2 separate regions of the Homo sapiens genome follow, and region 2 is linked to region 1. The links are chromatin loops, found by intact Hi-C in ENCODE. Cell type or tissue: prostate gland. All regions are shown on one strand.

Region 1 (8,000 bases):
TTCTTTCCTGGAGTTAATAATTTTCTAATTTTACCTTTGCTTAGTTTTTATGTAGTTACCACTATTTTAATGCTGGACTTTCCACCAAAAATATATTTTTCCTTAATATATTCAAAGGTCTCAAGAGTAACCTGTAGTTTCCTTTTTTCAAATTTTTTTTCAGAGACTCTTCCTCCATCTTCATGCTCCAGTAGGGCTCTGGCACAGATTCCATCCTGGAGTGTCTATTCATTATCCTTCAGGGAGCTGTTCAGTATTTCTCCTGTCCTAGGTCATCATATGTTCATTCCTCTTTCATGGTTGTCTTTCTCATGTGGATGGAATATATCTTTAGGATCCTGTTAAGAAAGGTGAAGAAAGGGGACCTAGAAGGTATTGAATTTCTGCATTTTTAAGATGTATTTTTCTTAACACTTTAATTGAATGATAGTTTGGCTAGGTATACAATTTTAGGGGGTGAACAATTATTTTTTTGGTTTTTAATACTCTTTTATTAGCTTTACTGATACATAATTTACAAGCAATAATGATCACTCATTAAAAAGTATACAGTTTTATGATTTTGGTGACTGTATACAGCTGTGTAACGGCTACTACTATCAAGATACAGAACAGTCCTATCACCCTAAAACAATTCCTCATGCCCCTCTATATTTGAACCTCAGGCAGCCAGTGCTCTGCTTTGTGTCACTATAGATTTGCCTTTTCCAGAACTTCATATAAAAGGAATCATACATTACGTAGACTGTTGTGTTTAACTTCTTATTTAGTATGTTTTGTGATTCATCCATGTTGTTGTGTATGCCAGTATTTCATTTCAATTTATGGCAGAGTAGTATTCCCTAGTATGGATATCCTGTACCATCCCTTCAACAACTGATAGACAATTTATTTGCATCCATTTTGGGATTTTATTATTCATTCTGAAACAAACATTAGCATACAAGTCTTTGTGTGCATATATGTGTTTATTTCATTTCTTTTTCAATGAGTGGTATTGCTAGGTCATATGGTAAGTTTGTACTTAAGTTTATAAGAAATGGCCAAACTGTTTTCCAAAGTGGCTGTGCCATTTTGCATTTTTGCCAGCAACGCATGAGATTTTTAGTAGTTGCCCATCCTTTTCAACACGTGGCACTGTTTCTTAAGACTCTGAATTGTTCTTTATTGTATAGCTTCCATTATTGCTGAAGAGGAATCCAACACCATTCTCATTTCCAATCTTTTGTGCCCTAGTTTTTACTCTAAAATACTTAAAATTCTTCTCTTTAGCCCCAGTTTTCTGAAAATTTACATGGATTGCATTGAGGTAAGTGTCTTTCATCCATTTGTACTGGATGTTTAAAGGTAACTTTCCAACTGGAGTCTTGCATCCTTCAGTTCCTGGAAATATTCCTAAATTATTTATTTGGTAATTTATTCTCCATTTTTATCTGAAGTAACTTTCTAAAATATCTGTTATATGGATGTTGGCTTCCTGGAATGATCCTTTTATTTTGTTTATTTTTCTCTCCCATTTTCATCTCTCTGTCACTTTGTCTTACTAGCTGGAAGATTTCTTTTTTCAATTTTGCCTTTCAATGCATCTGTTTTTCATTTTGACCTGATATTTTTAGTTTCCTATGTCTATTTTTAGTTGCTTGAATCTATTTTTTTTGTAATCACACTTTTTTCTGATTTTATTTAAAAAGTATCTACTCATAGCTATTAGGATGTTAATTACAGTTTTTTCCCCAAAAGATATATTATGCTCCCTGCAACATCTCTTTTTTTCTATTTTTTATTTTTTAGAGTTTGTCTTTCCTTTCATGTTAAATAAGTGATTCTCAACTGGGTTGGGAGTAGGCAGATATTTCATCTTCAATAGATATTTGTCAATAGCTGGAAATAGTTTGAGTTGTCACAACTGGCGTGGGTGCTGCTAGCATCTAGCGGGTGGAGGCCAGGGATGTTGCTAAGCATTTTACAATGCACAGAATAGCCCCCTGTGATGGTTAATACTGAGTGTCAACCTGATTGGATTGACGGATGCAAAGTATTGTTCCTGGGTGTGTCTGTAGGGGTATTGCCAAAGGAGATTCACATTTGAGTCAGTGGACAGGAAAAAGCAGACCCACCCTCAATCTGGGTGGGTACAATCTAATTAGCTGCCAGTACAGCTGGAATAAAGCAGGCAGACGAACATGGAAGAACTAGACTGGCTGAGTCTTCTGGCCTTCATCTTTCTCCTGTGCTGGATGCTTCCTGCCCTAGAACATTGGACTCCAAGTTCTTCAGCTTTGGGACTCTTGGACCTACACCAGTGGTTTGCCAGGAGCTCTCAGGCCTTTGGACGCAGACTGAAGGCTGCACTGTCCCCTTCTTAGTTTTGAGGTTTTGGGACTTGGAGTGGCCTTCTTGCTTCTCAGCTTGCAGATGGCCTATTGCAGGACTTCACTTTGTGATCGTGTAAGTCAATGCTCCTTAATAAACTCCCTTTCATATATACATCTATCCTATTAGTCCTGTCCCTCTAGAGAACCCTGACTAATACACCTTGCCATAGCAAAGGATTTTCCAGCTGCAAATCATAATAGTGCTGAGGCTGAGAAACCCTGTGCTTGTAGATGCTTTTGTGAAATGTCTGCTGATAGTTCATATTTAAAGGCAGTGCATTCCAAAGTATCTGTGGGCAAGGCTTGCTGACCCATGGCTTCAAGGTAGGGAGGTTTGGCTGGGTCTTTCCATTATTATGTTTGGATCATTGTTAGGGCTCAGGAGAAATCCTCAAAGTCCTAGCATGAGTGTGTAGCGGGAAGAGTATAAGTCTGGCAACGCATGTGCTCTGAACTGAAGGGGCTCAGGGGTCTTACCCTTTAGTGTGTCCATTTTTATTGAATTCTCTTAACCTCAGTGATGCCTCTATTTCAGTCTCTCTAGAGAATGAACTTCAGCCTCATGCCGGGTGGAGGTGGACAGCTTGGGAGGTAACTGCCCTTACACAGACTTTCAATCAATGCTCCTGTTTTTGGGAACACCTGCTCCCCAGTGTCCCCCTGAGCTCTAACCTCTGTCCATCCTCCCTGCAGGTCATTCCTTCTTTCAGAGTTGACTCTGCTGGTTTTCCCCAGTAGCTGCCACATACCCTTTAAATTCTCTTTAAACGCTTATCCACTGTCAGCTGCTCCCTGAAGTCTTAGCAGATGATCTCACCTCCCATGTTACTGAGCAGACTGAAGCCATTCCAATATAAATCCTAATTTCATTCCTCTTATGGACGGCGTGGCTTAGCCTCATCTCTCTTCTCACTCCTGTTTATGAAGAAATGTCTGTTCCCTTATAAAGTTGCCCCGTTGCCCTGTGTGCCGGATCACTCTCCTCCTAGCTGTCCAAAAAAGCTGCTCCACAGTTCTCCTTTACGTGAGCATTCCGTTTCTTCCACATCATGGTCCCCGTTCTTCCTGTAAAAATATGGTCAAGTCTACTCTGGCTTTAAAAACAAAGTCATTCCATTACTCTGGTATTTACTAAGACTCCTGTCCTTCTCCTCACAGCCAATTTTCTTTAAAAAAGTTGTCTGCATTTCTGGAAAAAAATTACCCACCTGGCATATGAGAGCTGGCCCTCCCTTCCTTCCCTCCAAATATCACTGGTGATAATCCTGGCTGACCCTCTGGGGGACAATCCCAGAGTTCCCTATCCTCTTGTCACTGTGTTTCCTCTCTGCTGGTTTCTTCTCTCCCCGTTATTGGGTGTTCCTTTCCTCCTGCTCACTAATACATGGAAGAGTCGCTCTGGGCACCGCACTCCCCTTATTCCTTCTCTGCGGGATAATCGTAGGCAGACCCATGGTTTCTACTCAGTTGGCTCCCAGATCTGCATCACCAGCTTCCCGGTTTAACAAGCTCAGGTTCCCTATGAGGCATACCTGAGGGTAAGAGCCCTGTGATTTTAGATTATGTGGGTATATTAGTCATATGTGTATTTTTTGCATTTTATGATGCTTTGCTGATGCTTTGCTATTCTGGGGCCTGGAGAGACGATCCCTTCCAGCGCTAGCGAATTCCCGACATAGCAAACATTTTCCCTGCAAACACGCCTTTCATGTGCAAAACAATAAAAGAAAGCCCAAATCACCAACCACCTCTTTTATCAAACGCTCATATACCAAGCCAATGTTTTCTCTGCCCTAAATTGCCCCAAAGGTCAGGTACTGGACAACTAGAGACCATCTCTCTAGCCCAGAGCCTGCTGAAATTATTCAAACTATCCAATCCTAAACTTGCTCAAACTTATCTACTCTGCTTCACCATGGAAACCATCATGAGGGCTCCGGGCCAGGATTTCCCCAGCCTCCCGACTGGTCCTGCATGGCATGGTGTACTCCCTTCTCTTGGGAACTGCGAGGGAATCCTGGCCACAGCTGCAGCAGTGCGGAAAAAAAGACAGAAGTCAAAATATTGCTGCAATGGCTACGTGCATAATGGCAGAGTGCGGCATCCCCTGTCAACCTGCTGTGGTTTCCTGGTGGGCTCACTTTGCCAGGTGTGGAAAATAGCCTCTCACCTCAGAGAAAATATTCGGCATTTCTACCCTTCCTCCACATCACACCTTCATTTTGTTCTATCTTAATTTGGGAACTTTTGTTTTGTTTTGTTTTGCTCCTAAGCTATTCACATACTTCTGCTTGCCAAATTACTCTGAAATTACATTTTGTTGTCCATCTGTAGATGTAGACCAAGGAAATATGGTCTTTCACTCTTTTTAAGTTCAAAATAAAAGCCTAGTGCGTATTCTGTGATTTAGTGCACAAAGGAGCAAGCAACCTCTTTGGAGCCCCTCACTTGCTCACGTGCTCATTAAGCTGCTCTTGGATGGAGCCTCGTGGCTTAGGTGCTGAGTCCTGCCACACATAATAGTCACCTGGGAAGCTCTGTAAAAGCACCATTGTGTGGGCTCCTCCCCAGACCAATTATAGGGCTTGGGCATCAGGATTTTCACAAAGCTTTTCAAAGGATTCAAATGTGCTGCCAGCACAGAGAACTAACGTTCCAGTTGGGTTTTGTTCTCTGCTTTTTTGTGCTTTTTTGGCCAAGACTTAAGTTTTTCTCCAAAGGTTCTCAGACTTCAGTGTATATTGGAATCACCTGGAGAACTTGCTAAGACGGATTTTGGACGCTCATCCTCAGCGTTTTTGATTCAGTAGGTCTGGGGTGGGGCCTAAGAATGTGCATTTCTAACAAATACCCAGTTGATGCTGGTACTGCTGGTCCAGGCCACTTCTTTGAGAACCACTGCCTAACTCTGCCTAAGGGTGTTCCTCTTCTGGGATCTGTTTCTCAGAGTTAGGGTAATCAATTAGTCTCCATTTTGGCATTAAACTTCTTATGTTCTGGGAAACCCCTCAGTCCCTGGAAAACCGGGATAGTTTGTCCCCAAAAAGATATGTCTGCATCCTAATCTCCAGAATCTGTCGATGCGACCTTACTTGGGAAAAGGCAGAGACCCCAGACCCTGTCTCTGCATATGTAATGAAGTTAGGAATCTTGAGATGAGATTATCCTGGGTTATCTGGGTAGGCCCTAAATCCAATGGCAAGCGTCCTTATAAGAACAACACAGAGGAAGATTACACAGACAGAAGAGAAGGTGACCATGTGACCACAGAGGCATAGAGTGCAGAGAGACAGTCCCAAGCCAAGGAATGTCCCCAGACTGAATCGAGGGTAGGGGTGCTTATTCTCACAGCCCAGTAATGAGATGTAGATGAACTGGGAAAGATGAAAGTTTATTTCTGTAACCAGGGACAGGGAGAAGGCCAGGAAAATATCACCGGGCCAACTCAAAATTACAAAGTTTTCCGGAGCTTATATACCTTCTAAGCTAATGTGTACATGTAAGTGTGCATTCATCCAAAGATATAAGTGATTAACTTCTAATCTATAACTAAGGTCTGAGTCCTGAAGACCTTCCTCTGGAGCCTCAGTAAATTTACTTAATGTAGATGGGTCCAGGTGCCAGAGATGATTACCCTTATCTTGTCACCTGCTAAATCAGGGAGGTTTGGGGAGTTCCCAATAAAACTTGTTTGTGAAGATCTGGAGAGATTCTTCAGACCCACGATAAAACTTGTTTAATCCTAAACAGGTCCTGTTAAGAATTCCTTTGTTATCTTGTCATGCTTCAAGGCCCAGGAAAGGCCTGGGCAAAACTCTTGGTGGGCTTTTGTTACATTCCAGCTTTTGTATAAGGACGCTGGGGCTTTCAGCCTTTTTTTTTTTTTTTTTTTTTTTTCTTGAGACAGAGTCTCGCTCTGTTGCTGAGGCTGGAGTGCGGTGGCGCAATCTTGGCTCACTGCAACCTCCGCCTCCCAGGTTCAAGCAATTCTCCTGTCCCAACCTCCCAAGTAGCTGGGACTACAGGTGCCTGCCACCACGCCCAGCTAATTTTTGTATTTTTAGTAGAGATGGGGTTTCACCATATTGGTCAGGCTGGTCTCAGACTGCTGGCCTTGTGATCTGCCCGCCTTTGTCTCCCAAAGTGCTGGGATTACAGGCGTAAGCCACCATGCCCAACCTCTTTCAGCTTTTAGTATTTAACTTAACCACTCAGTCAGTGCCGAAACCGCTGTCGTGGAGGCTGCCTGCTCAGCTGGTAGTGAGACCTGGCCTGCCACAGGAATGCAGATGGCCACCAGAGGCTGGAAGAGACAAGGTATCCATTCTCCCCTAGATCCTTTGGAGAGAGCATAGTCTTGCTGATATCTTAATTTTGGATTTCTTCTGCAGAACTGTGAGAGAATGCTTGTCTGTTATTTTAAGCCACCGGGTTTGTGGTAATCTGTGACAGCAGCTCTAGGTAACTAATACCATCCCTTTAACTCACCACTACTATTCTAGAGGGATATTGGGGGCAGTTTCCACCTCTCCTGCCTATCAAAAGTGAGATGTTCTGAAATCACGTAACCTTCACAAAGACCAGCTGATTGACTAATGAGTCTATAAAAACACTTCCCAGAAAGAACAGTCTAGAAACCAATGAAGCACAGCTAATCTGACCTATTACAAGTACGGAAGACTATCTACGGTAGGTCGTTAAGCAGCCAATGATGTAAATAAAACCTCTGCTAATGTTAAATGTGCCACTTTGTTTTGCAGGATGCAGCAGGCCGACAGTCATAGGCGGCCTGTTGGAAGCGCTCTGCAGCAGCTGTGCTCAGGGTGCAGCGAGACCTGGTGGAGAGAGCTGGTGGCTTCGTTGAGGAGGGATGGCAATGTTAGAGCCCAGTGTGGATGGCCTTTCCGTGTTCTGTGAAGGCGCTGGCAACTCCACAGAGCTGGAAAGGCTGGGCCATGAACAGGGCTCACCCTGTCAACTCCAAGTCACCTCCAGGACCTGTGGCTAAAATGATTGGAAGAGGAAGGGCCAGAAACTCATGGAAAGCTCTAGAAGTGTCAGATTGGCCTCGTACAGCCCTTGGGCTAGCTCCACTCTGGAAAACCAGGTATGAATGTATTTGGGGCCCCGGACTGGGGTGCTCTCTTTTCCCCATTTCTTCTGGCTGTTTAGCTGCTGCCTCTGAGGGGTTTCTGGCTCCTATACCTTTGCTGAAGTTTGAGTCATGATTTTCTCTTGATGCTCGTCTTTTGGACTGTTTGCTGACGTCCCACTGTGTGAACAGTCTTCTTCAGGTTGCCCGTACTTAGTGTCCAGCGTATGCTGTGATGTATTGTACTTAAAGAAAGCTCCTCCGTTGTCTGATAAGAATATATTTCTGCATACAGAGATTACAAATTATTTTATTATTTTATTTTATTTTATTTTATTTTATTCTATTTTATTTTTTGAGACGGGTCTAGCTCTGTTGCCCAGACTGGAGTGCAATGACGAGATCTTAGCTTACTGCAAACCTGCAACTTCTGCCTCCTGGGCTCAAGCAATCCTCCCACCTCAGCCTCTGGAGTAGCTAGCACCGCAGGTGTGTGCTACCACACCAGTCTATTTTTTTTTTGTTTTTTTTAG
Region 2 (8,000 bases), 64 kb before region 1:
AAATGGAGGTGCTTGCATGTTGATTCCTGGGCCCTTTGACCCAACCTCTGGTTTGGGGAGAGGCTGCTGATTAGAGCAGATGCACACACCTTGTAACAGGGCCACTGAGTTCTCCCAGTCTTCCATCCACATTTCTTCTTTGTCATCAGCGTTCCCTCCTCCTGTATTTTCCCTTTCTAGAAAAAAATATGAGCTGTGATTTGTACAAAACACACAAAATGCATCCGTTGGAATCAGAGATCCAGGAAACTTCAGCTGAAATTAACAACTTCGTAACACAGGTAGAGCCTACGTCCTTCATGAGAAAAATGACACAAATCTCAGTATTCTTTGTTTGGAGTCTCTTGACATCCATGTGAGGTACATATTTTCTGTATTCTATTTTATTTTAATTCACCATGAAAAAGAAACTGGTCAAATAAAGAAGCCAAGGCTTTGAGGAGCAGAATCATTTATTTGTGGTGATTCAGCCATATTTACTCCCAGTGTTTCAACTGTGAGCTCAATGCACTGTTTTCATTACTTTTACTATATTGCAAGTTGAATACAATGAAAAAAAAAGGAGAAACATCTCTTCTTAAGCCTGTTTTACCATTATTTTGCTCTCTGATTTTTCTTAGAAACCAAATCCATGCAATGTGAGTGTTTTTATCTCATTTAGTTCTCACACATTAATGAGGTGGGTATATTGTTATTCTCATGTAATAAAAACAGACACTGAGGCTCAGAGAAGTTAAGTGACCTGAACTGGGCCACACAGCTGCTGGGGACCAGGGCTGGGATTACCTGGGTAGTTGGATTCCAGCACACTTATTTTTGAGGTTAAGTTTATTAAGGTGTAATTTACATGTGGTAAAATCTACCCCTTTTAGTTGTATGTTCGATGAGTTTTGACATATGCAGTCTTTTTTTTTTTTCTTTTGAGAGATGGAATTTCTCTTTTGTTGCCCAGGCTGGAGTGCAATGGTGTGATCTTGGCTCACTGCAACCTCCGCCTCCCAGGTTCAAGCAATTCTCGTGCCTCAACCTCCCAAGTAGCTGGGATTACAGGCATGCACCACCATGCCCAGCTAATTTTGTATTTTTAGTAGAGACGGGGTTTCACCATGTTGGTCAGGCTGTTCTCAAACTCCCGACCTCAGGTGATCCGCCTGTCTCAGACTCCCAAAGTGCTGGGATTACAGGAGTGAGCCAACGCACCCAGCTGACATGCAGTCTTATAATTGAGATATAGACTATTCTGGCCAGGCATGGTGGCTCATACCTGTAATCCCAGCACTCTGGGAGGCTGAGGCAGGCAGGTCACCTGAGGTCAGGAGTTCGAGACCAGCCTGGCCAACATGGCAAAACCTTGTCTCTACTAAAATTACAAAAGTTAGCCAGGCGTGGTGGCATGTGCCTGTAATCCCAGCTACTCGGGAGGCTGAGACAGGACAATTGCTTGAACCCAAGGAGGCAGAGGTTGCAGTGAGTGGAGATCATGCCACTGCACTCCAGGCTGGGTGACAGAGGAGACTCCGTCTTAAAAAGAGAGAGAGAGAGAGAGAGAGACAGAGATTATTCTATCACCTGAAAAGTTTATTTGTGTGCTTATAGTCAGTCCTTTCTTTCTACCCTTGGCCCTAGAGCCCACATTCTTCACCAGCACACCTTAAATAAAAATAAGCCCAATTACGATGCAAGGTATTTACACCGTTTTGAGTATAGCATGATCATATCAGCTTTTAAGTCAATTAAATCTCATAGTGCGACAGTTTATAAATGTTACTTTATAATGAATAGCTGAAGTATAGAAAAGTAACAAAATGACACCAGAGTGACCTATGTTCCTGGTCCTTGTAAATTATGCCAGGATCTCTGACTGCAGGGAGGGCATTCAATGAATGGGAACGCTTTTGATTCTGAACAGCAGCCTTAGCCAGAGCCGTTAAATGGGTTTCTGTCCTGCTCCTTCTCAAACTGACACTGAGCAAGCGCCACCTGCTCCTGCTCCAGGGGGCTATTCAACCATGTAGTCCCAGGGGAGCCAGGGCTGTGGGAGGTGTTGGTTGCTAAGAAGCAACGAGCCTGAGGCCTAGCCGCGAGCCTGAGGCCCAGCGGAGCTCCCGGTTGCCCTCCCTCTGCTCTGACCACAGCTTGTCCCTCTGCCAGGCGCTGCCCTCACAAGGCAGCCGAGAAGGACATCAGGCTGGCGGCTGGGGAAACCTCTGGCTCGGGGCTGGAGAAACAGTTCTGGGCATGTGGTTGAGGGAGGACACATCTCTTCTTTCTAGCCCAGGGAGTGTCCTACCTCCATGTGGTTTGGGGTTCAGGAGAGAATTCAGCCCATGCCCGTGGAGTCACATCCCCCTGCAGAGGGCACACACCCAAGCTGCGCTGAAGGAGATGCCCTCCCCTGTGCCCTGGGCATCCCCCAAAGCCAGGCACCCTCTCCCTCCCCTGGGACAGGACGCCAGGACAGGCCCCAGAGCCTGGGAGCCAGACTTTGCCCGGCTTTCTTTCCTGAGCGTGCTTCTATCAGCTCCTGTGGATGAGTCTGTTCTTTCCTATGTTGCTGTCTGAATGTATTAATTAGTCTGCGGGCAGCTTAAACAACAGAAATGTATTCTCTTATAGTTCTGGAGACCAGAAGTTTACAATCCTGGTGTCTGCCGGGTTGGTTCCTTCTGAGCACCATGAGGGAGAATCTGCTCCAGGCCCCTCTTCCGGGCTTGTAGATGCTGTCTTCTCCCTGTGTGTCCACACTGTCTTCCCTCTGCATGTCTGTGTTCAAATTGTCCCTTTTAATAAGGACACAGTCCTATTTGATTAGAGCCCATTCTAATGAGCTCTCTTTACTCGATTGCAAAGATGTTATCTTCCAATAGGATGACACTGTGGGGTACTTGGGGTTAGGGCTTCCTCATGTGAATTGTGGGTGGAGGTCCCAATTCAGCCCACCATACTGCAAAAGTGGTAGTAGCTCTGCCCAATGTCAAGGACCATTCAGAACCTTCTATGATATTAATTTTCAGGAAACTGACAGCAACACAAAAGTCGTCACCATGAGTCTTTGTTGAGCCAAGTTGAATAAACAAGTGGCTTATTTTACTAAAATACAAATCTACTAAATACACTAATACTAGTAAAATACTAGTAAAAATACTAAATCTACTAAAATACAAATCTACTAAAAATACAAAATTAGCTGGGCATGGTGGTAGATGCCTGTAATCCCAGCTACTTGGGAGGCTGAGGCAGGAGAATTGCTTGAACCTGGGAGGTGGAGGTTGCAGTGAGCCAAGATCACACCATTGCACTCCAGCCTGGGCAACAAAAGAGAAATTCCATCTCAAAAATAAACAAGTGACAAGTATGAAATATGTAAGATTTGAAAAGTCAGAGGGAGTTCCAAATGAACTCAACAGTGTGGGCTGGACATTTCACTGTGAAATCTGTGAAATTAGAAGAGTCCACACAGAAGTCATTAAATAGCAACTGTTCCTTAAGTTGTAATGTATATCTTTATGAAATTATATATATGGCATGTGGTTGGTTTTATAAAAGAGAGACTATATATATGTCCACCTATAAGAAGATGAAAAGAAAATATTCTGAAGTATTAACATGGATTAACTCTGATTAGTTGAATTGTAGGTGGCTTTTTGCATTTTTCCTTGCTCATTTATGTTCCAAAAATTTCACAACGGCCATATCCTACTTTTGCAAATAGAAAACAGTGTTCTTCAGCATGAAAATTGGCACAAAGAAGAATTTTTTTAAAGTAGAAAATGCGAATTTTAAAAATATAGCTGTGAAAAAAAGTATAAAATTAATTCCAATAAAATAAATCGTGGATACCTGAAAATGATGGTACGTTTATAAATGGTTTGCCTAAACTGCAGTGATGCTAATTAATTCTCTTACCATAAAGGTCAGGATAAAAAAATGACAGGAATAGAACGTAGTATTTGAGGCAGAATTTCAGCCTTTGGGTCTTCCAGAGGTGAGAATGAAAGAAGAGAGGAGGAATTAGAAAGGTTAATGCCTTTGTCATTGAAAATCCCATCACTTTTTTTTAACCAACTTTTTTTTTGTTTTTTGGTTTTTTTTTTTTTAAAAAACCTTCTAGCTGAAGTTTTCTTTTGACATGAATTTCTACACCTTTAGGGATTAAATTAATGCTCAATTTTTGGAATGTTATTAGGAGAATTATAGATGACAAAAATATCACTGGCGAGAAATTAAATCTTTTCTGTCTCTGTCACAAAATGTAGGCATAAAAGTCTCTTCTGCTCATCAGACAAATTCAGCAACTTTGATTTTGAAGTTGCCTTTGATGATAGGTCTTCAATGTTCCTGAGAATCCATTTGCTTAATGATCGAGGTGGCCTCAAGCAGTCTTCAGCTACGTGCTTACCTGCCCGGCTGTTGATGCCATTTCACTGTGCAATCCCTGTGCTTTGCTTCTCTGTTCATTCAAAGATGGATCATCTAAGAGCCTGATTAGCCTTCGTCAAAATAACATTACATATAATACCATAGTAACAGGCCTTTTTGTTTCTTTATAAACAGGGTGATTCAGAGAAAGCAGACAAGAAACCCTTAGAAGGGCTTACTGGGGTGACTGGAGGCAGTCCTGCATTTTGTGTCTCTGCTGTGTGGGGTATTAATTGTGCGAGGAATATGCAATATCTGAAACTTCATGGTCCCCATGTGCAATATATACCAAAGATATGCGGATTCGTGTTTTTCCCCTTTTTTATGATCCATCTAGGGAACTGCTTGTCGAGATGCTGCCATTCCAGGGGAGCTAAAAACCCTGAAACCATTAGAAGTGTTGATATCAGGATGCTACAGCACAAAAAGAAGACAGCACTGTGGAGAAAAATAACTTACGAGAAGACACAGCACCGGGGGATAGACGCTGTTAAGTAGCACTTGCTAACAAGAGCTTTCAAGCCACCATGAGAACGAGATGGATTTATTTTCCTTCCTTTGCAGAATCTCAGCAACTCTGTGGTAGACAGGGGCCAACAGAAGTCAGACGTTGGGAACGGGGGGCAAAATTTTAAAGAGGACTCAGGAACAAATACTTCCTTTCTTTTCATAAACCACCCATTTAACATCACTCAACAATGGCTGTTGTGGTAAACGCTGTCACTGATGGATAAGTGGGGGGAGCGTGGCTGCTGGGTCCAGGCTCCTTAGATGTGGCCAGTAGGAGGCATGGATTATCATTTTTCTTTGGCAGGGAGGGAACTGAGACTTCAATGAGGAATTTCTCCAGTGATACGCAGCTGGTGGGGACAGTCAGTGGTTGGCACACCTCCCTCAAGAGCTGACAGCGGTGTGAGTTAGGGGACTCCCCCGCTGCCCCCGATGTCAATCATTCTTGGGTCTCAGCTCCTCCCCTCCACGCTGAGATGGTTGCTTTATTCTCTGCCCGGCCCTCCAGGCTGTGAGCCACCAAAGTGGAAGCAGTGGGTCCCTTCTGCTTGGGACCCTCGGGCCCAGCCCAGGACCTGGCTCAGCAAAGGCAAAAATGAACAGTCCAGGAGTTGGTCCCCTGACCTGGCTGAGTCTGGGTACCTGTCTGACCCTGTACCCGTGACTTTTTCTCCTGACAGCTTTGCACATTGGTAAAGGTACCTAATTTCTACGTTTCACTTTAAAAAGTAGTCTTTACTTCTTAGCCTGGGAGACACCACAGTCCTTTAACTAGAGAAGTTTTCCTGTGCCGTAGCCGTGAGAGGCTGACAGCAAGACTGGGAGGAGCCCATTTCACTTCCATCCCTGCGTGGCTTGATCACGGGGCCGAGAGGGAACGCCTCTGTGAGCCAGGGGCCTCTGTGGGTCCAGTTGTCCCTTGTCCCCTGTGGATCTGGCAGCATGAGGATGCTCTCTTTCTTTCTAGTGTTGCCAAAGCCAGATTCATGAATAAAGCTCTTACGAATATTTGGTGGCCACATAGGCAAGTCTACTGGGGAGATGGGAAAGAAAGGGAGGAGTGTATGGCACCCTAAGAAATTTGGAGATGACCTGGGCCCTGACAGCTTCAGAAGCCTCCTTATTCCCTAACCCTTAGGGGTCTTCAAAAGTGGTGAGCCCCCCGCCCAGTCCAACCATATCTCACCAAATTAAATATCAAACCAAGTTCTTTTTTTTTTTTTTTTTTTTTTTGAGACAGAGTCTTGCTCTGTCACCCAGGCTGCAGTACCGTGGCACGATCTCGGCTCACTGCAAGCTCCGCCTCCCGGGTTCACGCCATTCTCCTGCCTTAGCCTCCTGAGTAGCTGGGACTACAGGCACCCACCACCACGCCTGGCTAATTTTTTGTATTTTTAGTAGAGATGGGGTTTCACTGTGTTAGCCAGGATGGTCTCTATCTCCTGACCTCGTGATCTGCCTGCCTCGGCCTCCCAAAGTGCTGGGATTACAGGCGTGAGCCACCGTGCCCAGCCTCAAACCAAGTTCTTAGAGTGAATACAGATTTACCCACTTAAATGCTAGAGGCATACATTCAGAAAAAAATATTATTAGACTGCAGTTTGGACCCCAAATTTAACCAGCTGGAATTCATTTCACATTTCATACTCTTCAATCTCTGGAATGAAAAATACGTGTCTTTTAATGGGAACTTGTATTTTATCCTAAAGATGGAACAAAGTGTACTGGGCTGAATTATTTCCCAAATAGGCATGATCTGTCTCGTGTTCTGGGTTATGATAAATGATAAAACAGGTTTGGGTGAGTTGGCTTCTAACTGATGTATGAATAGCACACTGATTTTATGGGTATAGACAACAAAGGGTGGAAGCGAGGCCTTCCACTGCAGCATTCTAGAAGTCGTGTAATAAACACTCTCAAAACAACCACAGAAGTCCTTCAGGCCCAGGCATGGCCCATGATACAATGAAAAGGTTTCAATGACTGTATTAGAATAATTTTCTGAAAGCTTGGAATTACTGGGTTTCTCCAATCTTTTCCTTACTTCAGGGAGACATAGTGACTAGAGTTGGATTGAGCCACACTGAAGCCCAAGACAGAAGGAAATATCGGTCATTCCAATCCTGTCTATTTCAAATTTTAATATTTCGTTATCTATTTATTTATTTATTTTGAGACAGCCTCACTCTTGTTGCCCAGGCTGGAGTGCAATGGCATGATCTCGGTTCAGTGCAACCTCTGCCTCCCAGGTTCAAGCGATTCTCCTGCCCCAGCCTCCAGAGTGGCTGGGATTACAGGCATTTGCCACCCCACCCAGCTCATTTTTTTTTTTTTAATTTTCATTTTTAGTAGAGACGGGTTTTCACCATGTTGGCCAGGCTGGTCTCAAACTCCTGACCTCAGGTGATCCACCCACCTCGGCCTCCCAAAGTGCTGGGATTACAGGCATGAGCCACCGTGCCTGGACAAAATTTTAATATTTTGTTCATCATGACTTTTTGCAGTACTTTTTATTTGAAAAATATTGCGTTAACATATGATTTATTTTGATTACTGAGTTTCTTGGAGCCCTCTTAAATTTTGTGCCCAGGGGAAATGCCTTGCTTGCCTTATCCAGTGGTGGCTATTTCAAGAACACTGTGATTTTGTAATGGATTTCACAAGGAAGAATAGTAGACTGAGAAGTAATTGAGTTTTTTGTTTTCAAAGGAATTTGTTTGTGGGACTGTTAGTGATGTTTGGGATGCCAGCACATTTTCTGTTCAAGCCCTGAACTGAAGACCTAGGTATTGATGATGTTGCACAGCTCCTAAATGTAGCATACTTATGTTCAGACATATCTTTATGTCCATTCTAAGCTCAAAGTACAGACAGAAATGGATCCAAGGCCAACTATTCACGTGGAACTTGATGTGGTCTGTTCAACTAGCAGGGTATTGAATATGAAGGGATTGTTTGTGATTTTGCAACTTAGTGAAAAAAAAATAGTCACCCAGCCTTGTCTATGTGCTGAGTCAGACACCTCTCATGTGTCACTAGGCCCTCTCTGAGGACCCCCGTGGGTGGCTGCC

The links. Peaks named below come from ENCODE experiments on the same cell type or tissue, not always from the same donor. Only the 100,000 strongest peaks of a DNase experiment are listed, where the experiment ranks them.
Region 2: it touches region 1 in a loop (2.6-fold over the local background); 1 of 110 quality-filtered maps calls a loop at or near these places.

Annotation. Positions count from the first base shown.
Region 1 is chr21:39,947,579-39,955,578 of GRCh38, forward strand. No RefSeq gene overlaps it. Among named protein-coding and RNA genes, the nearest start is that of PCP4, 84 kb to the left of the region's middle. In prostate gland, no CTCF peak of the experiment used is centred here; no DNase peak of the experiment used is centred here; H3K27ac peaks cover 1,370 bases.
Region 2 is chr21:39,883,273-39,891,272 of GRCh38, forward strand. The region is part of intron 1 of PCP4 (Purkinje cell protein 4); the gene reads left to right. Among named protein-coding and RNA genes, the nearest start is that of PCP4, 20 kb to the left of the region's middle. In prostate gland, no CTCF peak of the experiment used is centred here; no DNase peak of the experiment used is centred here; H3K27ac peaks cover 2,477 bases.